Linked DNA regions of Homo sapiens: region 1 is linked to region 2. Evidence: chromatin loops called from intact Hi-C (ENCODE). Cell type or tissue: heart right ventricle. All regions are shown on one strand. Each heading gives the region's core, and the rest is flanking DNA. Links, peaks and the distances in the headings are about the cores only. Region 1 overlaps VGLL4 (vestigial like family member 4). Region 2 overlaps VGLL4 (vestigial like family member 4).

The links. A loop is a pair of places that touch in the nucleus more often than their neighbours do. Peaks named below come from ENCODE experiments on the same cell type or tissue, not always from the same donor. Only the 100,000 strongest peaks of a DNase experiment are listed, where the experiment ranks them.
Region 1: it touches region 2 in a loop (2.1-fold over the local background); 48 of 110 quality-filtered maps call a loop at or near these places.

What each region holds. Positions count from the first base shown.
Region 1 is chr3:11,574,566-11,589,941 of GRCh38, forward strand. All of the region lies in intron 2 of VGLL4 (vestigial like family member 4), which reads right to left. It also overlaps a transcript of ATG7 not described here. Among named protein-coding and RNA genes, the nearest start is that of VGLL4, 62 kb to the right of the region's middle. RefSeq lists enhancers at 199-1,019, 8,854-9,692. In heart right ventricle, for the core only: no CTCF peak of the experiment used is centred there; a DNase peak (open chromatin) is centred at 7,806; H3K4me3 peaks cover 2,395 bases; H3K27ac peaks cover 4,847 bases.
Region 2 is chr3:11,625,604-11,640,979 of GRCh38, forward strand. The region is part of intron 1 of VGLL4 (vestigial like family member 4); the gene reads right to left. Among named protein-coding and RNA genes, the nearest start is that of VGLL4, 11 kb to the right of the region's middle. RefSeq lists an enhancer at 13,400-14,351. In heart right ventricle, for the core only: no CTCF peak of the experiment used is centred there; no DNase peak of the experiment used is centred there; H3K4me3 peaks cover 1,576 bases; H3K27ac peaks cover 6,594 bases.

The sequences.
Region 1 (15,376 bases), core at 3,598-11,597, 52 kb before region 2:
AGCACTATGGTCACCTAGACCACTGTAGGGTGACTGCAGTTAACAATAATACACTACACAGTTTCAAACAACATCCATATATTGGATGTTCCCAGCACAAAGAAACGATTAATGTTTGATGGAGGCTAACCACCCTGAGCTCATCACTCTACATGACACATGTCGAAACTTCACTATGTACCCCATGAATATGTACAATTACTGTCAATTCAACTATATATGTGTGTGTGTGTGTGTGTGTGTGTGTGTGTGTGTGTGTGTGTGTGTGTGTGTATTTTAAAAGCTGGAGGGCTAGCTGCCCCCAAATATGGTTCAGGAAGCCAGGAAAAAGAGCCCCATCTTATGCGCCTACATACAAAAGGGAAGAAGCTTGTCGGCCGAGTTACCATCCAAAACCCTTTTGGCTTGGTAGTGTTTGGGGAGGATGAAAGAATAAAGCCGCAGATCTTTTCATTACTCCTGCATCTCCTCCTCTCTCTTCTTCAACGCTCGTGCCAACCCCCCATTCCCACTTTACACCGAGGAAAAGTGGATTGAGAGGTGGAGGGATCTGCCTGGGGCCATGTGGCTGGCAGGTGGCAGAGTAGGGACTTGGGTCCTTGCTCCCCTGCTGCCAATGCCCGGAGGGTTTCAAAAGCAGCTCAGGTCTGTGGTGCGAGAGGGAAGGCGGCCGCACTGAGTGCTGTCAGAGCAAACGGGCGTCCATTCTGCTGCTCTCCTGTCAGTGTGGACTCTGTCTCTCTAACTGCGCCAAGGGTTTCCAGTCACTGTGCTCTCAAGAGTGACAGTCATTAAATCAGCATAGCCAGCATCTCCACATGCTCCAGCCTTCGAGTTTCTTTTGACTCCCTCCAGCAGCTCAGCTGGAATGTGCATCGTGTGTGAGTCTGCCCCTCTCTCTCCTTGAGACTGGAAGGAGCTCCGAGGGCAAAGTGGGTCCCTCCTTTCCTTGGGCACAATCGGTCCTCAGATCTGTGCAAGGGACGGAAGACACTTGGGAAACCTGGCGGATCCGGAACCACAGTGTGCACTTACCCAGCGGCAGCCGCTTAAAGAAAGATCCCAGACACCAGCCTTAGGAGAGAAACTCTAAGTGATTTTAGTTAGAGACCTGTCGGAAACGCTGCTGCTGGAAGTCTCCATCTTTCCATTCTCCCTATGGTGGCCCAAAAAGCCAGGTGGCTGGTTTGGCTAGAATGAGGCGTAAAGTCAGAGCAAACAGGTTCTGAGTGAGTCTGGGGCCAACCCCTGCAACTTTCCCATATCCAATTCCAGCATTCAGAGACCCTCTTTGCTTGGCAATGTGTGCAGGCTTTCCAGACCCGTTGCCTCTAGAGAGGCGGGACTCACGGAAATGCTGGCCAGCAGCGCGGAGCCCGTCCAGGTTGCCCAGATCCTCAGGTCACGTTTCTGAATAGCTCAACTCTATGTAAATAAGGTACCAGTTTTCTTTAACCAGAACTGTCTACATGTGTTTTCCATTATTAGCTTTAGTTTTTTAAGAAAAACTGATGTTTGAGAAACAGGTCATGGCTGAGAACATGACCGGTAAAGCATCTCACCTGCCCCCACGTTAGCAACTGTTGCCAGGGAAGTAGTTGTGAGAGCACAGCCAGCAGTGGATGCCCACCTGCGGCCATGACCCCCAGAACTTAATTCAGATGGGGCAGGAATCCATGTGCATGCTAAGCACTGTTTACAGGCAAAACAGATGTGTCCCACATTAGAGTTTTCAAATGAATGGAGATGTTGCTGAGATTAATAAAATTGAAAAGAATTTAAAATTCCTACTGCTAATTTGTAGTTGTTTTTGTCATTATGTAATCTCTCAAGGAATATGTTAAAAATACAACCACTATCATATTTTTGACATTAAATAGAGTCCTTGTATCACAGAAGGGATGAAAAACACTCTATCTTTCCTTCCTCACTGAGCTGCAGTGTCTGAGGTGGACAAAACCCTGGGAGACACGGCGATCTCTGCACAGCAGCAGAGGCATCAGCATGTCGGCATCCTGCCTTGCCATCCTCCGGGGACTACTTGAGACAGCTGAGGCGAGGACTAGAGGGAGGGGTGAAGAAAAGGCATTTGACCACTAAGACCATCCAGTGCTAGTCAACCCAGACGTCCTGTTCTCCCTGCTGCTTCACTCCACCCCACACCCTCAATCTGACTCTGAGCTCCGCTGGAAAGGCCTTTCCTGTGCTGGAAAAGTGGAGGGCAGGACCCACTGCCTCCGATGCCCGCCTCAGGAAGGCAGAGGGTGGAGAGAGAGCCCATCCACCAACTCAAGACTAGGAGAGAAGACACATTCCCTCTAGACACCCCTGGAGGGAAACGGGAACAGTGTCTGCTCGGTAGGCTGCTCAGAAGTGTCTGCAAGTCACTGTCTAGAACAGGGCCTGGCACACAACTATTTTATGAATGAGCCAACCGAAAACTAAACAAATTCTCAGGAGAAACCAGCAGCAACAGGTTAGAGTCAGACAGAGGAGCTCATGAAGCTGGGTGACCCAGGGCTGGGCCATCCATGGCCCTGGGGCTCCTGGGGAAACCCAAGGAGAACAGCCCTGGCCAGCGCCAACCCCCTAGAAACGAGTGGTCTGAGGAGACCTTCTGCCATTCCCTCTCTCGTTCTTGCGACTGGCACTGTCATCTTTCAAAATTTCAAATTCTTTTGAAGGCTCACTCTTAGTTTTTACTCCATATTATGCAGCAAATTGCTGGAAAATATTATAAAACTGTTTAGTGGCCAGGTGTGGTGGCTCACGCCTGTAATCTCAACTTTGGGAGGCTGAGGCGGGCAGATCACTTGAGGCCAGGAGTTCAAGACCAGCCTGGCATGGTGAAACCCCGTCTTTACAAAAAATACAAAAATTAGCCAAGTGTGGTGGTGCATGCCTGTAGTCCCAGCTACTCGGGAGGCTGAGGCAAGAGAATCGCTGGAACGTGGGAGGCAGAGGCTGCAGTGAGCCGAGATCATGCCACTGCACTCCAGTCTGAACAACAGAGCAAGACCCCACCCCCCAAAAAAACTGTACACTGGAAAGATTGGATGCTTTGTCCAACTCAGGAGAACACTTCACACTAAAATGGTTTTAACAGGAGAGAGATGTGGAATCCCAGCCTCCCTCAAGGAGCACCACACAGCTGCTGCTTAAACACTATCCAGACAGCTGCCTACCTCCTTCCTAAAGGTTCTCCCTCCTAATGAATGAACTCTGCCTTCAAATACAATTCTTTGGTCCCAGGTCTGCCCTTTGGAAAAATTCAATGAATCTTATTTCCTCGTCCAACTACTGAAAAGGACTTCTATGTCAACCTTGCCATGCCCAGAATTCTCCTTCAAATTACTCTGACACAAGACTCCTTATCCAACCTGTCACCCACAGGGCACATGCCACAAGTGAACATTCATATTTAAGAGGGTCACACTCCAGAAGCAGCCTAAGGAAATAGGGCACACAGGCAAGGACTCACTCCCTTCCATTTATCGTAGCACGTTTCTGAACGAAACACCAGCGTAGACAGTCTAATAAAAACTAACCTAAAGCATCAGGATTATTCCAAGACCTGCAGTCACCAGTACTATCCTTTCATCAAAACAACCCAAGATGCCAGTAGGCACTTCCACACCCATGTTGCACAGTGTGGTCACATAAAAGTCTCCAATCCTTTTCTTCCCATTATTTCAGCTTTGTGACCCCATACTGGCTAAAGACCAGACATGAATGAGTGCGTGCAGGCATATGAGAGACAAATAATCAGACTTCCTTTCTGCGTCACGTGGTGTGTGGCAGTCTCCTCCTCCCCACACACCGGAGCATGGTCACAACTGCCTGAATGCCAGCCGCCTTCCCATGGTCCAGCCCTAAGGTTGGTAGGAACCAGTTCGAAATTATTTTGTGGACTTCTCCGTACTACAGGAAGACCTCTGGTTCAATAAATTTATTCAGCACTAAATAAAAATATCAAACCTGATTTTCCTCTTAAAGTTACCGATCTACCCTGACTGAACTCAGAAACTCTGCAAAAAAAAAAAAAGTAATAATAATAAATAAATAAACCCCAAAACTATTGAGCTAAATTATTATACACCCATTGAAAATTTGAGTATTGAGTATACGAAGTGATTAAATGCTCATCTAGTAAGAGATTTTGAGGCATCTACTGTATATTTTCTTTTTTTTTTTTTTTTTTTGAGATGGAGTCTCGCTCTGTCACCCAGGCTGGAGTGCAGTGGCGTGATCTCTGCTCATCGCAAGCTCCACCTCCCAGGTTCACGCCATTCTCCTGCCTCAGCCTCCCAAGTAGCTGGGACTACAAGCGCCCGCCACCACGCCCGGCTAATTTTTGTATTTTTAGTAGAGACGGGGTTTCATCGTGTTAGCCAGGATGGTCTCAATTTCCTGACCTCATGATCCGCCCGCCTCAGCCTCCCAAAGTGCTGGGATTACAGGCGTGAGCCACTGCACCTGGCCTCTACTGTATATTCTTTAAAGTACTAATAGACCGTAAGGACCTTCCTCCTGAGAGCCAATCATGTAGTGTGTTAATTCTCAACATGAACTGCCTCTGAGCATCCAGGTAGTCAGGGCTACGCTCCATCTTTCCAAAACTAGGGGGAAAGGGTTGGCCAAGCTAACTTTCTAAAAAAAAAAAAAAAAACCAGACTGCTTTACAGAAACAAGATTTACATTACTTAAAGAAAAAATTATTTTGAGGACCTCCAGGTACTTAGCAAGGCTACTGCTTTACTGACAATGGACACCCTAATGACAAATAAAGCAGAGTTCCCACGGGAAAAAAACAGTACTGAGAGCCTATTTCATTGATCTGAGTTATAAAACTGCATTTCTTTTAAAATAGTCTCATTTTCAAATTCTGCAAAAACTTCAGAACTAAGCTATCTCTGGAGCTTCACTGTAACATCACTCACATCTAGATGCAACCCCCTGGCTATAAAATCATATTTCACCCAGAAGTGTTCGTCTGTGGAGTGTGCAGTGTGGAAGACTGAAAAGAACGTGGGGGGAGTTCAATCATTCCATTCAACACTGAAGTGGCATCTCTTCCCCCAAACTCGTGAGTTGATGATTCAAATAATGCCTCCAGAGAATTCAGAAGCACCCTCCCCCCCAAGTTTCATGCACCCCAAGTTTCATGCACCTTTCCTTTGTACGAGGGCTTCCAAACCAGATGGTAATGGTGACTCTTCACTACTCTTTGAATTAAATTAAAATTACCACCCCCGGTGGTCATCACGCATCACATCTGTCGATTATTAGGCACCAAATACTGTATTCCTGGAGCTCGGTCTGCCCTCCAAGCTGCCTGACTCTCCTTCACAGCCTCAGTCACCCCAGATGAGTATGGAATATAAAGGATTCACACACAATGGACTCATTAATGTTTATTCAGTTGACCTGAAGTTGGTCATCACAGTTTTTCATATTTTTTTTACTATGGTAAAGTACTACATACATAAAATTCACCACTTTTCAGTGACAATAAGTACACTGGTATGTTGTGCCGCCAACCGCACCATCCGTCTCCAGAACTTTTTCCTCTTCCCAAACTCTGCACTCATTAAACACCAACCTCCCATTTCCTCCTTCTTGCAGCCGCTGGAACTACCATTCTACCTTCTAGGACTTTCACTACTCTAGGAACCTCATGTCAGTGGAATCATACAACATTTGTCTTTCCATGACTGGCTTACACAAGGTGCATCTGTGTGGTAGCATGGGTCCGAATCTCCTTCCTTTTTAAGGCTGAGTAATATTCCATTGTGTGTACAGACCACATTTGGTTTTTCCATTCATCCGGTGATGAGCACTTGGGTTGTTTCCAACTTTTGGCTATTGTGAATAATGCTGCTATGAACATGGGTGTGCAAGTATCCGTTCAAGTCTCTGCTTTCAGTTATTTCGTGTGTATACCTATAAGCAGAATTGCTGCATCATATGATAATTCTGTTTAATGTTCAACACATCATTGGTAGTAAAGGAGGTGGGAAGTATAGGATGCATTTTTCATTTAACGTTTGGCCCTCTCTACTAGAGAAAAATTAAAGGTTTCCAAAAGGATGGATCTTGTCCACAACAATAACTGAAATTGTAAGCCTTTGTGAAAACAGCCCAAGTGGTTCATGAGAGAAATGAATGTTCATCAATAATGTAAACACTGGACATAAAAGTTAAATCAACAAAGAATATTCACCACCCAGCTCACTAAATCCAGCAAACTTGGGCACACAAGGGGCCCACTGGAGTCAATGATGTTGTAATCAACAGTGAGCATTTCGGAGACTTATAAGCTACATATTTGTGGTTCTCATTTCTCACTGTGAACCTTTAAAAATTGTTTCAAGTCATCGGAGGATGGCTAATGTTAACAGCAATACATATTGACCATTTGTATAACATTGGTGTACAGTGTTACAAAGTGCTTTGCATATACATTATGTTAACAGATCCTCTTCAATCTGCAACTCCTTTTTTTTTTTTTTTAAAAAAAAAGATAACTCTTTCTCTGTCGCCCTGGCTGGCATGCAGTGGCACGATCTCAGCTCACTGCAACCTCTGCCTCCTGGGTTCAAGTGATTCTCCTGCCTCAGCCTCCCAAGTAGTTAGGATTACAGGCATGCACCACCACGCCTAGCTAATTTTTATATTTTTAGTAGAGACGGGGTTTCACCATGTTGATCAGGCTGGCCTCAAACTCCTGACCTCAGGTGATCTGCCTGCCTCGGCCTCCTGAAGTTCTGAGATTACAGACGTGAGCCACCGTGCCCAGCCATGCAACTTCTCTTTAATGGCCAGAAAGTGCATTTCTCGAATGATGAAACTAAAACCCGGAGGGTCCTCATCTGTGCAGGCAGGTGAGCATACCTAGACACCCGGCCCTCAAGCAGTCACTTACTCCACTCTCCATTTTCAACCCAGCTTCATTCGGAACAAGGAGGGGACAAAAGGGTGGGAGGAGAGGCTGCTCTGTGGAATGACCGTACAAGTTACTGAGAGATGAAACAAAAGCATTCATTTTCTATTAAATGTGAAAGATCTCTCAATCTCTAATTGGTCCTGCACTCTAAGGCAACTTAGCAGGGACTCAAGTACAATTTCCATGGAGAGAAGTGGTCAAATAGCTGAGGTCAAACCCTCCAGACTCCAACTGCAGCCAAGTGCTTTTATTTCCCTTGTAATTTTCTTTAAGAATAAATGTTAAACCTAAAACATACCCCCTTTTGGAGGCGATCTTGGCAGCTGGACTGAGTGGGAAGAAAAAGCACCTTGTACTCCCCGAATCAGCAGCCAAACTATGCACCATTGTCTAGAGGCGGTCACATGACAGCCATCACCTGAAACTTGGTTACTTCCAATCCATGAAGGAAACAATCACTAGTGTGCCTTAACCCTTCCAGCTACTGCAGGCAGCCATGCTGCAGCTGCTCTCAGCAGCCCTCTCTCCCATTCCAGTCCCCGCTTAGGAGAAACTGTGCATGGCACAAATCTGATTGGGACAAGGTGGCGTTTGGGGAGAAGGGAGGGACGAGAAGGAAAATCACTGCTGTCCCTTCTAAGCAAAGACTACTCTACCTCTCCCAGCACTTGCTGTCTCGCAGTTTAAATTAATTACAGCTGAAAATACAGGGTTGCCATCTGGTTTGAAAAAGCAAGGATAAGGGAATAAAATGAAAGGGTTCTTGGTACTAACCTCACTTTAATCATTGCCAAAGAGCATGAAGACAGCCCAGCGTCCTCCCACAAGAAAGCCTTGGGCCTCACAAACTTGGCAAGCAGTCTCAGGCACAAAACTGGATGGGCGGGCGCTTGTCAGAATAAAAGTCCTCCCTGAAAGGAGGGTTGCGAGGTAAGGGGCCTGCTTGCCCCCTGCACTGCAATAAAAGTTTCCTATGGGTCCTGGGGTAGGTCAGGAACTCCTGGGAGGGTTTATTTATAGAGGGTGCCTTGCCAAAACGCTACACGCATCATTACAGTTCCATTTGGTGAGAAAATAGATTTGCTGTCAGAATTACAGCACGCGATTTCCTCTTTCTTTGTTTCTCCATCTTCCATAACATAAGGCTTTTATAAAACTTCAAAATAAGGCTAAAGAAAACACAGGAGAGGAAGGTTGCTGCAGAAGTGGAGACGCTCCGAAGGCACGATGCATGCAACTCCACAGCAGGGCTGCAGCCGGCCCCTCAGAGAAGGAATGCCAGAAATCCCCTATTCTCTGCTGCAGCCGCAACTACAGTCTCACTCCTGCACTGTAGGAAGCAACTTCCTTCTGCCTCCCTTCCACCAGCAGAACCCTAGGTGAGAGGCTTTTCTCTTAGGACTCAGGCTGCCACAGATGGTGACTCCAGGCACTGGAGAAGCAAAGGTGCCACAGCCATCCTAGGTTTGTCTTGGTGAACTTACAGGTGGGTGCAAGAAGTTGCTAAGTCTGCAGATGTCTTAGCCATACGCCAGCATCAAGTAGCCCGGAGAAGTGAAGCAGAAGATTTTCAGCCCAATTTAAATTTCCACCTGCCCACTACCTGAGTTCTTTTACACCCAGGTCAGTTTTGCAAACAAGACCCTGATATACCCAAGCCCAGCTGCTTTCAGAAAGTAACACCAATTGAAGCACCACGGTATTTATCAGAGTAAACTCTGATCAACCAGATATAGTATTTTATAAACCAGAGGTTCTAATTATAAAAGACAAGATAAAAGCAGATTATGAAAATAGCATTTCTGTTCTGGTGAAAAACACATCTTCAACCCCAAAATGATGTGAAAATTGTCTTCCAAATCCTGCCCTGACAGAATCACTGTCTATAGCAACAGTGTCCATAACATTCCAAATCTCAGGAGTGTAACTTTCTAGTAAATGGTACATCTGTCAAGCCACAGGAAACATCTGGTAAAATGGTTAAATAAAAGCAGAATTTAAACTTTTCTGATTTCAGAGCTTACTAATGGTACTCAACAAGAGACTATCAAATACTCTAAAAGCTCAATGTGACAGTGAAAAATATCCTGGAGGGGACCAGGTGAGAAAAAGAGGACAAAAAAAGAAGACAACCCGGGAAGGAGTGGGCTGCAATCCCACTCTCGTCACGATGACGATGCTCCCATTCCAGGCCTGCCTCTGGGAGACAGTGGCCATAGCCCCCTCAGCTCCGCCAAGGATGGGCACATTCCTGCCCATCACCATGGCAGAAACCTTCTCTGGCCTAGTTAAGTTCCTCTCTACCCAGGGCTGACTCCCCCAAGCATACTCATATCTCCCCAACGCACCCAACCCAGGAGGCCCTCAGGAGAGGTTTGGGGGGATGGACTGACGAAGTGATGACACACAAACAATAAGCTTCCCTCCGCTCCACGGCAGACATGTGTATTAAACACATACAATCATTCTACCATCAAGACACACCCAGGCCAGGTGTTACACAATACATTTCAGTCCCTTCCAGAACATTTTACGAGGCTTTTCCATTAAATAAAAGATTTAATGATTTGGCCACATCCAAATTTTAAAAATCTATATTTCAAAAATACAGTAAATAATGCTGAAAAGCAAATAACATTACTTATTTTCCCCAACGCATTTGACAGAGCATCCTTAATATGAAGAGTCGTAACATATCAAGAGAAAGAAGATGAATACTCTAATTTACAAAAAAGACAAGGTATAAACAACATCATGGTCACAGAAGAAGAAATGCAAACGGCCAATAAGGATATGAAAACATCATTCAAGTTCTCTAGTAGCAGAAAACAAACAAACAAACAAAAAAACACACAATAACAATGTTTCTCCCCGAGAAACTTGCAAATATTATATAAATGAATAAATGGTAGCAGTCACCTGTGGGAAGATGCCGAGAGAGAGACAGATGCATACAGCTGCTGGTGGGAACAGATCAGTAAACCATATAGAGTGAAGCTGGCAGAACACACCAGCGAAAACAGACATGGAAGACCTCTGACCCAGAAATTCCACTTCTATAAAAGTGGGAATATATGAGATGGGAGGAAGGATGGAGATATTCGAAGTTCTGCAAATGACAGTAAAACAATGTAAACAACCCAAATATCTGTATTTGTTAAAAAGTTCTTTTGGTTACAAGCAACATAAAACAAACCTAGTTTAAGGAAAAAGGGGCAACTTACTGGAAAGATACTGTGATATTTCTTGGAAATGAAAAAATGCTGACCAACCAATCCTTGAAAAGAGAAAAAAAAAAAAAATGAGGTGGCCCCAGGGATCTGGGCTTCAGGAGGCGGAAGGCGCCCATGGTGGGTCCATGTGCAGCATCTCACCAGAGCCTGCCTTCTGCCCTCTCCCAGCACCCAGGGATCCACCACCACCACCACCACCACCACCGGCTCCAAGTGTCACAACTTGGTGACCTTCCTAGGTCCTATGTACATATCATCCTCCAATCACTGCTCCATTAAGGAGTTATTAACATCAAGTCAAAATCCCAAGAACACTTTTTATTATACATCAAATATGCTGCTAAAAACTAGAACATGCCCCAACACACACTTAAATGCTACCAGTTTTCACAGTCAAGAGACTTCACTGGGCTGGACACAGTGGCTCATGCCTGTTATCCTAGCACTTTGGGAGGCCGAGGCGGGCAGATCACTTGAGGTCAGGAGTTCGACACCACCCTGGCCAACATGGTGAAACCCAGTCTCTATTAAAAATACAAAAATTAGCCTCATGTGGTGGCGCATGCCTGTAGTCCCAGCTACTTAGGAGGCTGAGGCAGAACTGCTTGAACCTAGGAGGCAGAGGTTGCAGTGCACCGAGATTGCGCCACTGCACTCCAGCCTGGGTGGCAGATTGAGATTCCATCTTAAAAAAAAAAAAAAGAGAGAGAGAGAGGGAGAGAGACTTCAATGGAGCCTTGAATGAATTATTTATAAGTAAAAAATTGAGGGATCTCCCAAGAGAGAAATCTATTATGGTCTTGTTTCAGATTTGTAGGTTTAAGGAGAAAAAGGGACAGGGGAATGTTCCACCTCTGCCATGAATAAGATACTGGATTTTTTAAAAAAGTAAAACTGCTGGAATTGTTGGCTAGACAGAGATGAGCCTTTGGGGCAGGAAATCAAATATTATGAAAAGGTGATTTATCTTAGAGCAGGCATGAGGTGTTTAATTTATTCCATGTATCTCGCCATCTTGCATTCCAAATCTTCTGCCTCCTCCAACAGCTCTCTTGCTTCCCTTGTCCTCTTTCTGAATGCACACTTCCCACCACAGAGGAACCACACATATCCTAAATCCCTCCTTTATCATATACAACGTCACCCCTCCCAGTGCTGATGGACAGGCGACCCCCTGCCGTTGGTCCCTGGGTGTTTCAAAGAGAGGCCCTGAGGAGCTGACACTCCAGAGCAGTCTCTGGGTCCCCTCTTCCCATGAAAGCCCCCAACCCTTCCCCCTGCAAAGTGGGACAACTCCTAGATTAAAGATTGCTAGAAAATACAATGACTAAGTGTAGTGTGATTCATTACTGAATCTTGAATTAAAAAGAATGTAAAAGAATTTTTTAAAAAATCTTAAAGTATAAAGGGCATTACTGAATATGAAAAGATGATGTGAGATCATATCATTGTCTGCACACATATGAAAGAAAGATAAAGCAAATACGGGCAAATGTTAACAACCGATGAATGCAGGGAAGGGTATGTGAGTGTTCACTGTGCTAGTCCTTCAGCATTTCTGTAGGTCTGAACTTTCTCCAAAATAAAAAGTATCTATGGTGAGGAAACGGTGCAGGAAGGATAGAAAGAGGAGATTATCACCAAATTTGGCTGGAATATGTAGAATGATGTGATTTAAAGCACAGGTAATATGGTATACACTGCCCTCCATATCCTCAAGTTCTGCATCCACAGATTCAACCGATCATGGATGGAAAATGGAGTCAGGCCTCTGATGGTACAGACTTTTTTCTTGCTTAGGAATAATAATTCCCTAAACAATACAGTATAACAACCATTTCCACAGCATTTACATTGTATTAGGTATAAGTAAGCTAGAGGTGACTTAAGTATACGAGAGGATTTCCATAGGTTATCTGCAAATATTATGCCATTTTACACGAGGGACTTGAGCATCCTTAGATTTCTGTATCCTCGAGGGTCTTGGAACCAATCTCCCAAGGATATCCAGGGACGGCTGTATATGACAATCGCTTTGTCGGGAGCCCTCAAATAATCTTCCCCAAGAGTTGGCACAGGGATACCAGGAGGAGCCTGCGTGATGGAGAGAGGCCTGACATGCATGAAAAGATGCCACTGGCAACAAATATGTTAGTTTCAAATATTAGCCTCAAAATGAAAGTCACAAGGGAAGTTGGAGAATCCAAACTGCTTGCCCTGAATTGCACGAGACCTGCTTCTCACACAGACAACAAACTCTGTGTAGCTTGCCGAAAGTCGAGAAATAATAGCAGGGATTTAAATAAATTATTTTGAAATTAAACCATGGCTAGTGGCCAAAGAGACTTTCAAGGCAAGGCCAAGGAGGCCATCTTCTGAGTAATAATACTGGGAGAGGGAGTTTGGGAGCAGATCACAAAGTCCTTGATGGTCATCCTAAAGGAACTGTGTCTTATTTCACAGTCCAAAGGGGGCCAGAGCCACAATCCAGTGATAAACTCAGCAAAGTCCTCCAATGAGGTTCTAGAGGAATCCCTGCCGATGAAGGAGCTGCATGGCTCAGGCGCCTTTCAGCAATGCCTCCCCTACCAAGCGTAGCCATGGTAGACAGTCAGCTTCTAGGTGACATGGAGTGTCTGTGTTTCTATCACTGGACGTAACTTGCTCAAAAGCCAACGGCCTAAGACAAAATGATGTGGTGTCATTCAAAACCAACACACAGAGGATGACAGCTATTAGTGATACAAGCACAAATCTGTCACACAAAAATAAAATAAACGCAACAACAATCTACTAGAAAACAGCCGAAAAACACTTTGGCTTTGAGGACTTTTTGGAAAAATTTGAAAAATACCAGAACTGGTACATACTTGGGCCGAGATGTGTTTGCTTTTCTAGCAGAGTATGAGCAAATCTGCACTTTGGGTCAATTTCCACCCAAAAGAAATGTCTGGTCATCTCTCTGCCCTGTGAGACTCAACCCAAATGCACTGAATTCCTCACTTTCATATACCTCACTTTATGTTCACACTTGGACTGGAGCCAGATGCATAAGCAAGAAATACAGAGGAGTGAAAAAAATCATTTCATCCACACAAGAAACCTGGGGGGCTTCTTACTGAGAGTCAACACCGGGATGAGATCACGTGCCGTGAAAGAAGCATCACGGGCAGGGCTGGTGCTACCGACTGAACCTCGCGCATGTGTGCGTTTTCGTTTTCTGTTTTCAAGAGCTTAGCAGGGAAAGGAGAGCGGTGGCGCTCTGTTCTGGCACATGTGGAAGTAAACATCAAGGCTCTAAGGGAGAAAATGGAAGTATACTAAGTGGTGCCACTCAGGGTTTATGTGGGCTTAAAAGTGATTCTTAACATCTGTCCCAAAGGGAAGAGTGTTTCCACAGAGCTCTCCTCGTGGCTCCTTTTTCATTCACACATTTACTCAGCACCTGGTTGGTGTCAGGCACTGGGAGGGTATAGTGCTACAGACCTGAGCAAATTCAGCCCCTGGTCTGGTGGAACTTGTAGACCAGGGAAGGGGACAGACAGCTGGACACCCAACTGTAGCAGAGTGTCATCGTTTTACACAAAGTAGTATTCACCTTGAAGCAGGAGGAAGTGCCACTTGCCAGAGGAGGTGGCTTTCAGAACCACACTGGAGGATGAAGTGAGTGTGCAGGCCCCCAGTTGGGCTGCAGCCCAGGGGGTCCTACAGGCAGACGCCCATGGAGATGGGCCTTGGCAGTGTCACCCTGTGGTGGACTGGGAGCCGTGGAAGGATTCCAAGCAGAGATGAATACTTCAGAAACCACCTTCTGACACTCGAGCACCAGTAAGACCAGCCAGGAGGGCACTGCCGTGCAAACAGGGGGCTAAACTACAGCCCCAGCCAGGGCCTACTGGGAAGTTAGCAGGCTGATCCACAGGCAATGACAGGAGGAAGGAGGAGGCAACGTCCCAGACAAATGGAAAGAGAGTTGTATCAGTCATGAATAGGGGGACAGAAGGCAAGGAGTAGACTTGGTGAAGTGCTGGAAGAACAATGGAGCAGCTGATGGCAATTCCAGTGAGGCGGTGCTGAATTTAGGGCACACATACAACACCCAGTGAGAGGGTGGATCTATGGGGTGTGAAGGCTTGGTCTAGGCTAGAGGTAAAGATGTGGGACTCAACCTATTGTGGCAAGTCCAGCCACGGGTTCATGTGTGACTTGGTTATAAGGGTCTGTGCAGGCAGAATGCCAGAGCCCTGGAGAATACCAATAACAACGAGTCTCTGGAAGATCCTGAGGAGTGGCCACAGAGGTGGGAGGGGACCACAGAAAGCCAGAAAAGGGCCACAGGAAGCAGGGGAGGAGAGCCCTTCAGGGAAGAGGAAATCAAATAAGACAAGGGACTGCACTCTTTCCTGAACCTGGCAACCAGTAGGTCACTCCTGAATGCAGGGAGAGGATTCAACAGAATTGTTGGTATGGATAACAGCACTGGACTAGGGAGTGGATATAAAAGAACAGGTGATCTCTCTAGAAATAGCTATGGAGGCGGGGAGAGGTAGGGATGGAAGATAAGCAGGCACAGGGTCAAAGGAGGACAGAACCTCAAGTTTCCTCAATTTCTCTGGCCTCAGTGAATTTCTCTGAAAGCCCCAAGCATTAAAGATGGCACCCAGCAGCCCCAAGTCACGGAATTAAACACCATTTCATGTTCATACTTAAACTTTACAGCACCAGAGCCTTGCAAGTCTGAAGGTTTGTGATAAGAGAATTTTGGAACCAAATAAAATGCTCCTTTTGTTAGGCAATATTTATGGGGCAAGTATGCTCCAAGGAATATTAAAAATAGGTCTTATGAAAAGGGGATGAAGGATTCTGTCTTAGCTTGAGCTGCCATAACAAAATACTGTGGACTTCGTGACTTAAACAGACGTTTGTTTTCTCACAGTCCTGAAGGCTGGCAGTCTGAGATTCGGACGCCAGCATGGTTGGTGACTGGTGAGGGCGCTTTTCCCGGCCTAGAGACAGCCGCCTTCTTGCTGTGTCCTTATGTGGTGGGGAGAAAGCAAGCAAGATCGCTGTTTCTTCTTATAAGGGCACTAATCCTAACAGACCAGAGCCTGCCCTCATGACCTCATGAAACCCTCATCACCTCCCAAAGGCTTCATCTCTAAAGAGCATCACATCGGGGGTTGAGGCTTCCACACGA
Region 2 (15,376 bases), core at 4,813-12,812:
GCATGTTTTTCTCTTCCTTTTTCACAGCTAAAGATTAGTGAAGGCAGCATTGTAGTCTGTGTAACTGCTCAACCCAACCTTTATCCAGGAGCTAGTATTGCTTCTTTAAAAACATTTTTTTTTTTTGTAAATAAAATGTGGTACAGCCATACAAGGAACTACTACTCAGCAATAAAAAGGAATGAAGTAACAAAAGACCAAATATTGTATTATTCCATTTATATGAAATGCCCAGAATAAGCAGATCTATATAGACAGAAAGTAGATCTGTGGCTGCCAGGGACCAGCAGGACGGGGGAATGGAGAGTGAAACGGGTCAAGGTTTCTTCCGGGAGTGATGAAAATGTTCTAAACTTTGATCCCAGTGATAACTGTACAACTCTGTGAATATATTAAATACCATTAAATTGTATAATTTAAACGAATGAATGGCATGGTGTACGAATTATATCTCAGCAAAGCTGTTAAAAATCTTAACTTAAAGAAACTATCATCTTTTAAAAGCTATAGCAGAAAGAGAGCCAGCACTGGAGAGAGTAAATATGGTGGCTTTTCACCTTTCCAAGAATCTCAATGAGCCCTGGGCATTGCAAAAATTAGTCAAGCAACTGTCACAACTGCAGTGGTAACCAAATACGGAAGCTGAATCAAATACGGAAAGGAAATTCTTTTGAACTCAAAGACACAACCTTTCCAAAAAAATACACTGCAAGCACACAAACAGACCACACAAAGTCAAAACAAAACAAGTACCTGTGTGGGTGGAAATGTATCCAAGTGCCACTCTTTTCTTCAAGTCTTTCATTCTCCTCTTATTACTTCAAAGATAAGCCCTGGATGGGCAGGAACTAAGTTGTTTTGGTTTTTTCTCATGACACAAAAGATCTGGCAGAGCTGGAGATTTCATTACCTTGAAAGGCAGTAATATTTGAAGGTACCATGACTATTCCCTGAACAGTGCTCTAAACACATTGTGGTGGCTAAGAGCTATGGTTATCCCACCTCTTCAATGAGAATGGGGCATTCATTCTACAGAAAGCCACTTACAGACAAAATGGGTATCACATCATCCATAAAATGAAGTAAAGAACAGTTGGCTGAAACTTCCCAAACAGCCCGTTACTCCATGTGATATAAATGGGTTTGCAAAGCTCAACAAAGGAAGACAAGCACTAGGAAGGCAAAGCCAGTCTTCCTAGCATGATAACCAAAAGTGTCTCAGCCCTCTAAAGAGCTCTAGGATCTCAAATCATGTGCACAATACAGAGAAGTGCTAATGGTGGAAGGGATGCACAAGAGATGGTAGATGTCTTGCCCTCAAGGAATTCATATTTTAGATAGGGTGGCTGGGGGTGGGGGTGGGGGGCAGTGAAACTGGATTATTTTTTGGCAAACATGCAAACGAGTGTTATCACTTAAATGTAGTCATACTAGAATGACTTGACCCTATTCCAAATAAAATTGCCACTGATTAAAAGACACTTGCAAACTCCACTTGTGGAACTGGCTTCAGAATGACAGAGAAAAAACTAGCTCTTCACTTTATAGGCATACTTATGTATAAGTATGGCAAGGAGTAAGCACTGTGTTTGTTTTATACACACACACACACACACACACACACACACTCTCTCTCTCTCTCTCTCTGTCGGTTTTTAAATTACTGGCCACTGGTGAGAAAACCATCAATGTGTCCAGGCGCAGTGGCTCACATCTGTAATCCCAGCACTTTGGGAGGCCGAGGCAGTTGGATCATCTAAGGTCAGGAGTTCGAGACCAGCCTGGCCAACATGGTGAAACCCCGTCTCTACTAAAAAAAAAGAAAAATTAGCTGGGCGTGGGTTAGCCGGGCGTGGTGGCAGGCGCCTGTAATCCCAGCTACCCAGGAGGCTGAGGGAAGTGAATCGCTTGAACCCAGGAGGCAGAGGTTCCAGTGAGCCAAGATCGTGCCATTGCACTCCAGCCTGAGTGACAAGAGTGAAACTTCATCTCAAAAAAAAAAAAAAAAAAAAAAATCAATGTTCTGAGAATAAGATCATCGCAGTATTACGTTAAATGTGTAATTTTCCAAGGTAACTATTACTTATTTAGATGTGTAGGTTGTTACATTTGTTTGCTTTTCATCAGTCACATTTACATTAAAGACAATAAAATACAAAGTGATATAACTGCCAAATGTATATTACAGACTATAAACTCAACAGAAATTCAAAAGAGGATGATATAAACATATCACACATTGAAAGAGGACAAAGCATCTTGCTAGGCACTGACATTTTAAAAGGTTAAAGTACAAAAGTTACTTTAGATAGGAGGAATAAATTCTGCTGCTCTAGTGCATAGGAGGATTACTATGGTTAACAGTAAAAGATTGCATATTCTAAAATAGCTACATGAGAGGCTTCTGAAGGCCCTCACAACAAATAAATGATAAGGTAATGAATACAAGAACTACACTGACTGGATCATTATACAACATAAATATGTATTAAAACATCAAATTGGCCCAGCATGGTGGCTCATGCCTATAATCCCAGCACTTTGGGAGGCCAAGGTGGGCAGATCACCTGAGTTCGGGAATTCGAGACCAGCCTGACCAACATGGAGAAACCCCATCTCTACTAAAAATACAAAATTAGCCAAGCATGGTGGTGCATGCCTGTGATTCCAGCTACTTGGGAGGCTGAAGCAGGAGAATGGCTTGAACCCGGGAGGCAGAGGTTGCGGTAAACCGAGATCGTGCCATTGCAAGCCAGCCTGGGCAACAAGAGTGAAACTCCGTCTCAAAAAACAAAAAAAAAAAAGAAAAGAAACATCGAATTGTACCCTAAAAATAGATACAATGTGTTGACTAAAAAATAAAATTTATCAAAAAAAGTTTAAATGTTTTCCCAAATATGAAAAATTAATAAGCATTTAAAAATTAATCAATCTCGGCCGGGCGCGGTGGCTCACGCCTGTAATCCCAGCACTTTGGGAGGCCAAGGCGGGCGGATCACGAGGTCAGGAGATTGAGACCATCCTAGCTAACACGGTGAAACCCCGTCTCTACTAAAAATACAAACATTTAGCCGGGCGTGGTGGCGGGCGCCTGTAATCCCAGCTATTCTGGAGGCTGAGGCAGAAGAATGGTGTGAACACGGGAGGCAGAGCTTGCAGTGAGCAGAGATCGCACCACTTCACTCCAGCCTGAGTGACAGAGCGAGACTCTGTCTCAAACAAAAACAAAAACAAAAAAATCAATCTCACTGCTAATAACTTTAAATTTAAATATGAGATACTACTTTGGACCAAACAATTGCCAAAGATTTTGGGGAAAGCATGCTGATTAGCATGCAGTAAAATAGGCACTTCCATAATCTATTAAGACCTTTCAAATATAGGAAATATCCTTAATGACCAACTACAGAGAGGTGTTTGCATAAATGATGCCATAGCTATAGGAAAAATAAGTAGACATTAATGATTTTTTGTAGAATTTCAAAACCAAAGCCAATTTTCACAATACTGAATGAAATAAAATTCAGAATATAAAATTTTAAACACACTATGATTTTGGTTGTGTTAAATTATATACACTCAGGAGAAAAGACTGAAATCAATAGTGCAATATGGTTGTTTCTGGGGTGTAGCCAATCTTTTCCTATTCTTTATACATGCCTGTGTTTTTAAAAGATTCTACAATTCTCTATATTTCTTTGGTATTCAAAAATAAAAGCAGACAATAAGAAGAAATATTCTTCCCAAAACATGTAGATTGAAAAAAAAAAAAGGTTAAGGTCCAATTCCTGCCTATAAGATCTTCCAGGTAAAATTTCATAAAACGAGGTTGGGCCACACCTTGAAAGATACATAGAATCCACATAGCTGGGGCTGGAACTGGGGGCTCACACCTGTAATCCCAGCACTTTGGGAGGCAGAGGCAGGTGGATCACCTGAGGTCAGGAGTTCAAGACCAGCCTGGCCAACACAGTGAAACTAAAAACACATAAAATTAGCCAGTTGTGGTGGCAAGCGCCTGTAATCCCACCTACTCGGGAGGCTGAGGTAGGAGAATCACTTGAACCCGGGAGGCAGAGGCGGAGGTTGCAGTGAGATGAGATCGCTGCACTCCAGCCTGGGCTACAGAGCGAGACGGGTCTCAAAAAAAAAAAAAAAAAAAAAGAATCCACGTAGCTGGAAAGGAGTAGAAAGGGCATTCCAAATGGGAGAAAAAACTCAAAGAATCTAAAGAGGGAATAGTTGGCAAACCAGAAGATAAATCAAATTGGAGTTACGAGAGCTTAATCCTTGAGCTTTATTTTAACAGGCCAGTGGTTGGATGAATCACTACCAAATAAGAAATAAAGCAAAGCTATACTAAGCTAAAGGAAAGTGTTCTCAAAAAAGAGTCTTCTGTGCCACGTTGGTGTTTTTTCACATCCCTCTATCTGGCTGCCTGCTGGTTTCCATGGCTTAGATTTACCCATTTGGAAAAACAACCCCTCCCCTGACAATACCAAAATCACTACCTCTGCCATGAAATTAGGCAAGAAATATACATACTCCAGCCTCTAATTTAGACAATAAACTTGCCAAAAGTACGGAATATATCTTTTTTTCACATAGTACCAATCAACAGTGTCATAATAGGCATTCCAATAAGTAATGAATTACAAGTTAACAATGAGCAACACCTTAATATTGTCCATAAATCCCCACCAGAACTGAAATTTTACAAGTTGGCAATATCAATTATTGGTAAAGATTTAGAGTTCCTGGCCGGGCGTGGTGGCTCACACCTGTAACCCCAGCACTTTGGGAGGCCGAGGCAGGTGGATCACCTGAGGTCAGGACTTCGAAACCAGCCTGTCCAACATGGTGTGACCCTGGCTCTACTAAACACACAAAAAATTAGATGGGCGTGGTGGCGGGCGCCTGTAATCCCAGCTACTGGGGAGGGTGAGAGAGGAGAATCACTTGAACCCAGGAGGCGGAGGTTGCAGTGAGCCAAGATCACGCCACTACACTCCAGCCTGGACAACAAGAGTGAAACTCCGTCTCAAAAATAAAAAATAAAAAAATAAATAAAGATGTAGAGTTCCTGAAATGCTTATACACTGCTGGTAGAAGAGTAAGATGCTATAACCACTTTGGAAAACAGTTGTGCAGTTGCTTAAAAAGTTAAACGTACCCAATAATCCGGCAATTCTACTAAGTATTTACCCAAAAGAAATGACCACATATGTCCACAAAAAGCTTGCATAAAAATGTTCGAACACTGTACAACAAAGTGTACCTCTTAAAATGGTTAAAATAATACGTTTTATGTTATATATATACTTGGCCACAGAATAAACAATTCTGAGCAAGTTCATTCATTATAGTTGAAAACCGGAAACTTAAAACATCATCCATCAAGTTTAGAAGAGATGAGCAAATTGTGGTATACGCATAAGACGACAATGCCAAAGAACAAACTACTCCAGGAGCATGCATGAATCTCAGAAACACTACGTTAGGCACAAGAAGCTGGATCCAAATTACTTTATACGACGTTCAAGACCAGGCCAACCTAATATATAACTGCAGAAGCCAAAACAGTGGTTCTCTTTGGGGGATGTGCGTACTGACTGGTAAGGAAGCTCGAGGAGGCTCAGGGGCGATGAGAATGCTCTCCCTCTTGATCTGGGTAGTCAGCCCCAATCAAAAAGACTATTAACAATAAATACAGAATAATGGAGGCCAAAGTTTAGACAGCCCAAGGCCAACCACTCATAACCAAAACTTAAGTCATCCTGATTTCCCCAAACACTAAACCTAAATATAAAAGAAACACAAATCTGAGTTTTTTGTCCTTATCAGCAGATAAGGACAAAAATAAGGTTTGATAAGGATCAAACCCATCAACTAACAACAAATCAGCTTAAACAGCTGTCTGCCTTAAGGATCTATACATGACAGCCATTCATGAAAAAGGTCAGGTCATTCCTCCTTTATGCTCTAAACTGCACCGTAACTGCTATAAAGTAAGACTGTGACATTTTTGGGTTTGAGGTCTCCCAGTCCATGAACTCTCCTCTTGTATGTATGAGAAACACTTAAAATTCTAACTTGATCTAATTTTATGTTTGACAAAACATGGGGGGAAAAATTTACAAAGCTATACCCTTAGGAGTTCATCATAATTAATTATGCCTCAATAAAAATAAAGGAAGAAAGAAAACAGAACAAGTGGAAAATCCCAGTCCATTATCCCAATTAAGCCCCAGGTTTGCATTTTATCTAGCCCTCACGAAGTACTCCACTATCATGAGGTCAGAGCTCATCATCAGAAATCCCCCTCGGAGTGCTGTAGTGTCTGTCCTATTCAAGGCAGCGTTAGGTCTGACCACAGTATTTTCAGAACATACAACTAATCCATCAATTTCTTAAGCCTTTTAAAATTCACTGAACTTGGCCGTGCGCAGTGGCTCACACCTGTCATCCCAGCACTTTGGGCAGGCAGATCGCCTGAGGTCAGGAGTTCAATTCCAGCCCAGACAACACAGTAAAACCCTGCCTTACTAAAAATACAAAAATTAGCCGTGTGTAATGGCACGCACCTGTAGTCCCAGCTACTTGGGAGGCTGAGGCGGGAGAATGGCTTGAACCCAGGAGGCAGAGGTTGCAATGAGCTGAGATCGTGCCACTGCACTCCAGCCTGGGTGACAGAGCAACACTCTGTCTCAAAAATAAAAAAAAAATAAAATAAAATTCACTGAATTTAAAAGTTCTACATATATTTCATTCCTATTAAGACCCAAGACGAACCATTTCATCTTTCTTTTTAAAAAAGGCTAATAATGCTTCAATAAATGCTAGTTCCCAGTATAGTGACAGATACAATGGAGTGAGGCAGTCTGACTCTGGCCATAGTTAACAGATCAAGGAAAAAAATCCCACACTCCTAAGATTCCAAAGAAATTTTCTGCAAGTTTCCTTAATGTACTTTAAAATCCTTCAGAAGACCATGGGGAAAATAAATCATCCTCTCAAATTCATATTCTGAAGTTTGAAAATAAAAGCAGTTCCTTTTCATGTTTGGATATAGTCACTCTGAACAGTAAATCAGCTAACAGACATCAACCTGGCATAAGACTCTTCATAACCTGTAATTATCTTCTTTATTTCCCTGTTGCTCATCTGTCTCCCCTGCTAGAACATACACTCCATAAAGTCAGGGATCTTGCTGTCTGTTTTGCTAGCAGCCATATCCCCAGCACATAAAACAGTTCCTGGCACATAATGGGTATTAAATATTTTCCCATCAGTGATCAGTTCGTTTAGCAGACTGTCCAAAGTCAAGTAACTAGAAAGCAAGACGAACAAGGGCAGCTATCTGTAATCAAGCAGCCAACTTCAAATGTTTTCCTACAGAAGCTAAGTCCTAAAGAGTTTTTCTTCTCTCTCTTCCCCTCTTATTAATATTCCTCCTTTTCCCAGCTATCTTTCCTGCCTCTAAGAACAGTATTCTAAGAATTAAGAAACTCACTTGTATCACCAACTCGCTGAGTATCCTTGGGCTAGTCAGGCAATTTCAATGCTTATCTTTAGTCAAAAGACACTGGAGTCATTCATAAGGAGACAACACTTGCCTGGTGTGAAGAACGAGTAGCTGCAAGACAAAATCCTAGCCCTCCCAGAAATTAGAGTAAGCCAGACAGAGGAGGGAGGTAACACAGCGAGATAAATTCCATGGCAGAAGTATGCACAGCATGCCATGAAAATACAAACACCTAATCCCTCCAAGAAGGCAGAGGAGGGCCAGGAGCGGTGGCTCACACCTGTAATCCCAGCACTTTGGGAGGCCAAGGCGGGCAAGATCACGAGGTCAAGAGATCAAGACCATCCTGGCCAACACTGTGAAACCCCGTCTCTACTAAAAATACAAAAAAATTAGCTGGGTGTGGTGGCACGCACCTGTAGTCCCAGCTACTCAGGAGGCTGAGGCAGAAGAATCGCTTGAACCTGGAAGGCGGAGGTTGCAGTGAGCCGAGATCGCACCACTGCACTCCAGCCTGGCGACAGAGCAAGACACCGTCTCAAAAAAACAAAAAAAAGATGAAGAAAAGAAGGCAGAGGAGAGGAGGGTCACTTTCCAGAAGAAGCCCTTGCCCTTGAGGGACTAATAGGAGCCACGAGAAAGGAACAGGGAGATTTCAGATAGAGGCAAAAGGGCTTACTCACAGGAAGCAGTTTCACGTTATGTGGACTGCAGGGTGTGAGCGAACATGGAAAGTAAGGCTGAAGAGGTAAGCCGGAATGATATTCTGGTAATATTACAGATGTAAACCTAGAAGAAGATGAGATTAGAGGCAGGGAGCAGTTTAGAGATTATTTTAGCAATTAACAGGAAAATTAATGGAGACCTCGTAAGAGAGGAGTTCCCAGGACCTCTTCAACCTATTCCACCCTTTGCCCCAGGTGACCACGCTCACTCAAAGCTTCAAGTATTCTCTATCCAAGTATCTCCAGCAGCAGCCTCTCCTGAGCTCTAGAACCATATACCCAACTTTCTATTATTTATCTCTTCTTCGAAATCTCAGAGCCTTTAAACTCAACGCAGCCGAAGCTAAGCCTATGAGCTCACCCCAGAACCTAGTCCTCTTCCTGTGTTTCCTGTCTCTGCAGATGGCAGCACCACCCATCCGCTTGTAGGAGCTGGAAACCTGGGAGGCACCCTTAGTGTCTCCTACGTCCTCTCCCTCATCCGCTGTTCAATCCATCACCAATCCCTGCCAGGCTCCTCCCCTAAGGATCTCATACGTCTATCCACTGCTTTCCTCTGTGGCCACCGTCAGAATTTGCCTTACCCCTATCTCTTGCCTAAGCCAGTGCACCAGGTTCACATCCTCTCCTATTACTATTTCATCTCTTATTCCCTTCCAGTCCATTCTCAAACTGTGACAAAAGTTTGTTTTTAGTGCTCATCAGCCTGCGTCACCCTTTTATGCCCGCCTACTCACCCCGAGGAGCTCCATCAAGCCCCTCTTCACTGGTGTTGCTCACCATATGTGCACCAGCACCTTATTTCTGAAGGAATGAGGACTCAGGTTTTTTTTTTTTCTTTTGAGACCGAGTCTCACTCTGTTGCCCAGGCCAGAGTGCGGTGGGATGATATTGGCTCACTGCAACCGCCGCCTCCCAGGTTCAAGTGATTCTCCTGCCTCACCCTCCCGAGTATCTGGGATCGCGCACCAGCATGCCTGGCTAATTTTTATATTTTTAGTAGAGGCGGCGTTTCACCACATTGGCCAGGCAGGTCTCAAACTCCTGAGCTCAAGCAATCTGCCTGCCTCAGTCTCCCAAAGTGCTGGGATTACAGGCGTGAGCAACCGCCCCTGGCCAGGACTCAGTATTTGAGCAAAGGGAGGCAAGAATTTTAAGAATTTGTAAAAAGTCAGTATTGCATGGCATAAAGAGACTAAGGTAAAGACTAAAAAAGACTGAACTTGCCACTAGGATATCATTTAGTGACCGTGTCTGGAACAAATTCAACAGAGTTGTGGGAGCAGAAATCAGAGGACAGCAGATTAAGAGGGAAAGGGCAGAAAGGGAGTAGAGGTGAGCTGGCCTTCTTCCAATAACGTGGATGGCAAGGACGATACAGTCTAATGGCTGGAACAAACACAAGATTTAGGGAAGGGTTTGTTTTTGTTTTAAAGTTGGGAGAGACTTGTATAGGAGCACATGATGAAGGGAAAGAAGCAGGAGAGGAAGAGGAGGGTATCAGAACAGAAAGAGATCTGTGAGCACCAACAGAACAATCTGCCTTCATTTCCCCTGAAGGAAGGAACATGAATGGTGATGAATTCAGAAGAGCTTGCAGGCAGGGAAGCAACATGTGGTTCTTTTATTTTCTCTAAGATATAGAGCAGATTCTTCCAGCTCCACAAGAAGGTCCTCTCCCACTCACTCTCTCTTTATTGGACAAAATATAGAACCAAATACTGTATGCACTGTATCAAACACCAAGAGCGCAATGCTTGATGTCCACTGTGAGTTCTGGAACTTTACCTTGTTCCCTACCAGTATCAGCCCTCTTTTATTGGTATGAAGCCTCTAATAGAAAAAAGCCTCCCAGCCTGGTCTCCAGAAACTGGTGTTAACTGCTCCGAATTTTGAATTCAGCAGAGCTGTGCTAGAAAACTGCACATAAGGTTTATACTGAGAATGACAGCTATTTTCCATTCCCTTTACTTTCTAGTCGGTAGAACTTAAAGCCTGGCACAGCTGCTATTACATATTCCTTAAACAGCGAACCAGATCATTCTCGTGGGTGATTTTAAGCATTAGAGAAGAGGTCATAACTTTTCAGCAGGAAAATAAAACAAAGGTTCTTTCTGGGGTCAGCCAATAGTTTATCAGTGGCTCATCAGAAAAACAATAGTTTAAAAGGACTTGCGTAGTTAAGAATGGAAGAACATGGGTAAAGAAAAAAACTGCTGACATTAAAATAGAATTTTAAATTAATCTCTTGTCGCGTTAATAGTACTGCCATATAATGGAAGATGCATTTATTTTCTAAGGGGAAAATGTCCAGAAACTTGCACTCATCACTCCCTTAACTGTTATCAGGGAAGAAGTGTAGAGTCTCCCAGCTGGATTATGGGTAGTGTAAACATCTTTGCTAAATTGCTTGGCAGAGTACATCTGCATCAAACCATTAGAGTCTGGAATTCACTCTATTAAAATCAAATCATTAGCCAAGAAGAATTAACAGGAAACTATTTTCATGCAAAACAGATATAAAATAAAAATCAAGAGCAATACATGAGTAATTCTTTTTCATTCACAATTTTAGATGGTGCATAATGCAGAGTATTGTTTTAGAAACGTGCTGCTCTCTAACAGCCATCTCTATACAATATAGGGTATTGTTTGGATACTGGAGCAATTTAAGCTTTTTCTATGTATCCAAAAGTCCCTGGATTAAGATCCAAAGAAACCTGGCACAGCAACAAAGTTGACTTGTAACACATCTCAGCCTTTAAGCAAATTGTTTATTAATGCAGCAGGAAAGTCGCTGTTCAGGCCCTAAGTAAGCTATGTATCTCCGGAAGTGTCCCCCATGTTGCATTCTCCAAAACTGTGCAGAATTTTCTCCTAGTTTTCCATTACACCAAGGATGGTGGGAGGGCTTCAACAGGTGATGAAGAATGTGAACAAAATACTAACTGAAAAAAAAGTTCTTCCCAAAGTATCACCAACTCTGTTTAATAAACAGTGGAGCTACAGATGAATGAGAAGGGAAGCTGGGACATATATTATCTGTATATAATGTCTGTATATCCCACAGCCAAGAGTTCTCACACTCAAAGAGACGCTGGCTTCACATGGAGAAAACAACCTCTCAGGATGTGTGCACTACTTTAAAAGATCTCACAAAAAAGATACAAAAGAAGGCATACAGGCATCTCCCTATACAGGGTAAAAAAAAAAAAAAAGCTAGAATTTGTTTAGAATTAGACACATGGTAGTAAAGGTATAAAGAAAAGCAAGTTACAACTGTGGTGAACTCTTGGGGCTGGGAGGGATCTGATCAAAAGATAATACCTGGAAGGGGCGATTTACTATTTCTTGACCTGGCCATAGTCACCGGGTTGTTCATTTCTCTAACCATAAAATACACATTTTTATACACTTTTCTGTATGTATATTTCATTATAAAACATGTTGAGAGATCGATCCCTAATACATTTCTTAGTAGAGTATAGGCATTCCATAAATGTTTAATAACAGAATGGATAACAAAATGGTACTAGTACTAAGTTTTCTCTAATCACTTACTAGATATATTTCAGTTTGTCATGTTTACAGACTTCTTTGCAAACAAAAGAGTGAAATATTAAGAGTTTGGAACGATCCTATGCATAGCAACACATTAAAGAGGACTTTTAAGAATAGATTCTCTATTTCATTTAGAGTAAATAAACATTCTTTCAACTAGTCATGATTCACATTGATAGGATTAAAACATTCTATACATAATACCTTGAAATTAAAACAATCAACAGAATTAAACAACAATGCAGAAAAGGCAAGACAGCAAAGCAAAGTGACAAAAATAATTCCTTCGAACTTACAGAACATGTAACATTCAGAAAGGAAAGGAGAGCAAATGAAGAAAGCAAAATCATTTTCAGGTCCTGCTTTTAAAAATAAGCAACCACGGTTAGGATTTTGTTGTGGAGTTGGGGGGTGGGAAATGACACATGAGTTCATTAAAAAATAAAAGACGGAGAGAAAACTGTTTTGGAATACAATGCAGAGCAAGTCTTAAAAAACAGTTGCCATGAGCTTCAATGTGCAATAATAAATACCACTAAATAGAAACCGCCACTGAATAAACGTCAGATACTTTGAGATGACAAAGATCGCCAGAAACATTCCCTGGTCCGACTGTTTTTATATATTTGTGTACATGCGTAAGTGCTAAATCTGGATCTAATTTCTTCCTGAAAAAATCCAGTTTTCTGCAACATCCTCACAGTCAGGGAGAACTAAGCTATATTGAGAAGTTTGGAATCTCCTCACGTGCCAAGGAGGATTGCTTTCTATCTTTACCGCATGTTTTAAAAAATCTTCACAGCAACACATCCAGGCACCCTAGGAATACAAGGCCACGCAGACAATAGGGAACGGAGGAAGGAGGGAGGAAGACAAACCTGGCCTCCAGAAGGAGCCAAGTGTAGGCTCCAAGAGATAAACAGCCAAGTACAATAATCTTTCGAGAAGCGGGCTGAGAAACAAGGGTGGGAGCTGGAAGGAAGGGTATAATCACACCTTCCTTCACAAACTGTAATTAGGAGAAAGACACCAGCCAGGCCAGCTCTCTCGCAGAGCTCCTGGGCTCACCTGGGCATGTTTTACTAACCAAGCTCCTCCTAGTTTCTTTCTCTCTCTCTCTGTCTCCCCCTTCCTCCCTAACCCCCACTGGCCCCCACTCCCTATCCTTTCCTGCAAGTAAAAAGCTAAAGTAAAATGACTTTCCACAGCAAAACAGTTACAGATGTTCTACCTCGGAATACATCCCAGATCAAGAGCTCGTCACTTGATATGCAGGGCTGGGGACCAGGAGAGGGTACGAAATGGCCCTGCGCTGTGGCCTTTTCACCTACCCAAGCCTCCTAAGTTTCCTGAAGGTTCTGAGCTCATTAGACAAAGAACAATGAAGCCAGGACTCCACTCAACCGCTGGTGGTTAGACTGGTGGAAAACAAAAGATCACAGGGTCTCACTGAACTCAGCAACTCTCCAGTGTGCGTCTTCCCTTCCATTCCAGAAAATTAATTTAAAAGTTGCCCGTGATGAAACAAGGGATAACTGTGCCTAAAACAATGAACCGTTCTAAAGCTTGAAGTCGGAATAATTCGCTCTTAAGCTTTGAGAGGATCACACTATGCAATGTATTCCTACTTTCTCCCAATATAAATCACGCTATTAAATTAAAAGGAGAGAATTCTTCCACCAAATTACACACTAATGGCTCTTAACCCATAATTAAAGTATCGCTACCAGCAGTGTAAAGCCCCAGCCAGCCAGGGCTCAGACCCAGGTCTCAGCCCCAGGGATGATGTCAGTGCAGCGACAGCGATCTTGAGGAAAGCCCGTGGTCTAACCTGTCCCTGTCCCTGCTCCCTGGGGACTGGCTCTGGAGCTGGCATCCACGCAGGCCTCCTCCTCTGCACAGGCAGACAAAAGGAAAGCAAGCCCAGTGCCAGAGCAGCACGAAGAGCACCTTCCAGCGAGGCCGGTCACTCAGAGGTGTCTCACCTACCCTTTCCCCAACATCACAACAGCCTCGGAATTTGGACCAGCAACTGGCTTCAGAGCAAGGAGAAGTGGGAGAGGCTCCACTGTGTGCTGTAATCCAGGGTGTTATCCCCGTGCTAGGCCGTGAGGGCACCCAGGACGGGGCATGACCCTAACATCACGGAGCTAATGAGGAGATAAGACATGAAATAAGCCCGGCGCGGTGGCTCACACCTGTAATCCCAGCACTTTGGAAGGCCAAGGCGGGCGGATTACCTGAGATCAGGAGTTTGAGACCAGCCTGGCCAACATGGTGAAACCCTACCTCTACCAAAAATACAAAAATTAGCTGGTCATGGTGCAGGGCACCTACTGTAATCCCAGCTACTAGTGAGGCTGAGGCAGGAAAATCACTTGAACCCGGGAGGCAGAGGTTGCAGTGAGTGGAGATGGCGCCACTGCACTCTAGTCTGGGCGACAGAGCAAGACTCCGTCTCAAAAGAAAAAAAAAAGACATGAAATAATTCTGGAGAGGCAGCACGGCATAGAAGATTCATAGAAGAGTCAAAACTCAATTCAATCCTGCCACAAACTTTCTAAATAAACTAAATCAACTCTCTGAAAAACAGAGTTTCCCTCTCTGAGCCTCACTTTCCTTGGTGAAAACAAGGCAAAGGTATTAGATGATGTCTGAGGCCCTGGATAGCTCTGCAATAATTAGATAGAGAATACAAGGCAGTATATAATCAAGTATTAAATTATACAGGAGCAACTACAGCTGCCATTGAGAGCTTGCACTGATTTTTTTTTGAGTCAGCCTTCATTCTAAACCACTTCCTGAAAGCCCACTCAGACCCTGTGCTAGGATTCAGGGATGCAGCGGTCACCAAGACAGAATGCTCTGCCTTCACGAGGCTTTCGCCAGTCTAGTAAGGTATTCTCAGGTGTTCAGAGGAGGGAAAAAATGAGGGCTGGGGTTGGCCTATGACCTTTGCATGGAGACAGAGGCAAAACTGGGCTTCAAGTGGGTATCATCTGAGCATTCAGTGGGGTGATGGACGCAGTGGTTAATTGCTGAGTACGGTAGTAATAAGCCATGAGGTTCTGAACACATAGCACAAGCCCAGTTCTACTAATCCGCTCATCATTAGTGAAGGGAATTAGTTAGCTTCCAGAAGTCAGCCAGACTTCGATTCTTCCGGCCCTCTCCCTAACGTCTCCTTCTCCCACCCCAAACCTGCTAATTGTGGTTAACTTTTTCCCTTTATTCTTTTCAGTTATTCTTGCAGACAACTATGGTGGAGGGCAGGAGCCAGGAAGCAGTTACCAAGGAGGGAGTCCACATCTAAGCAATATGGAGTCAGTCAGGAAGGAAGACCTTGTATGCTACAAGGTAAACGGCTAAAAAGATCGATTTGCGTATTAAGTCACAAGAGAGGTTTAAGAAAGACAGTACAGGCTGAGTGCGGTGGCTCATGCCTGTAATCCCAGCACTTTGGGAGGCTGAGGTGGGTGGATCACCTGAGGTCAGGAGTTTGAAACCAGCCTGCCCAACATGGTGAAACCCATCTCTATTAAAAATACAAAAATGGGCCGGGCAT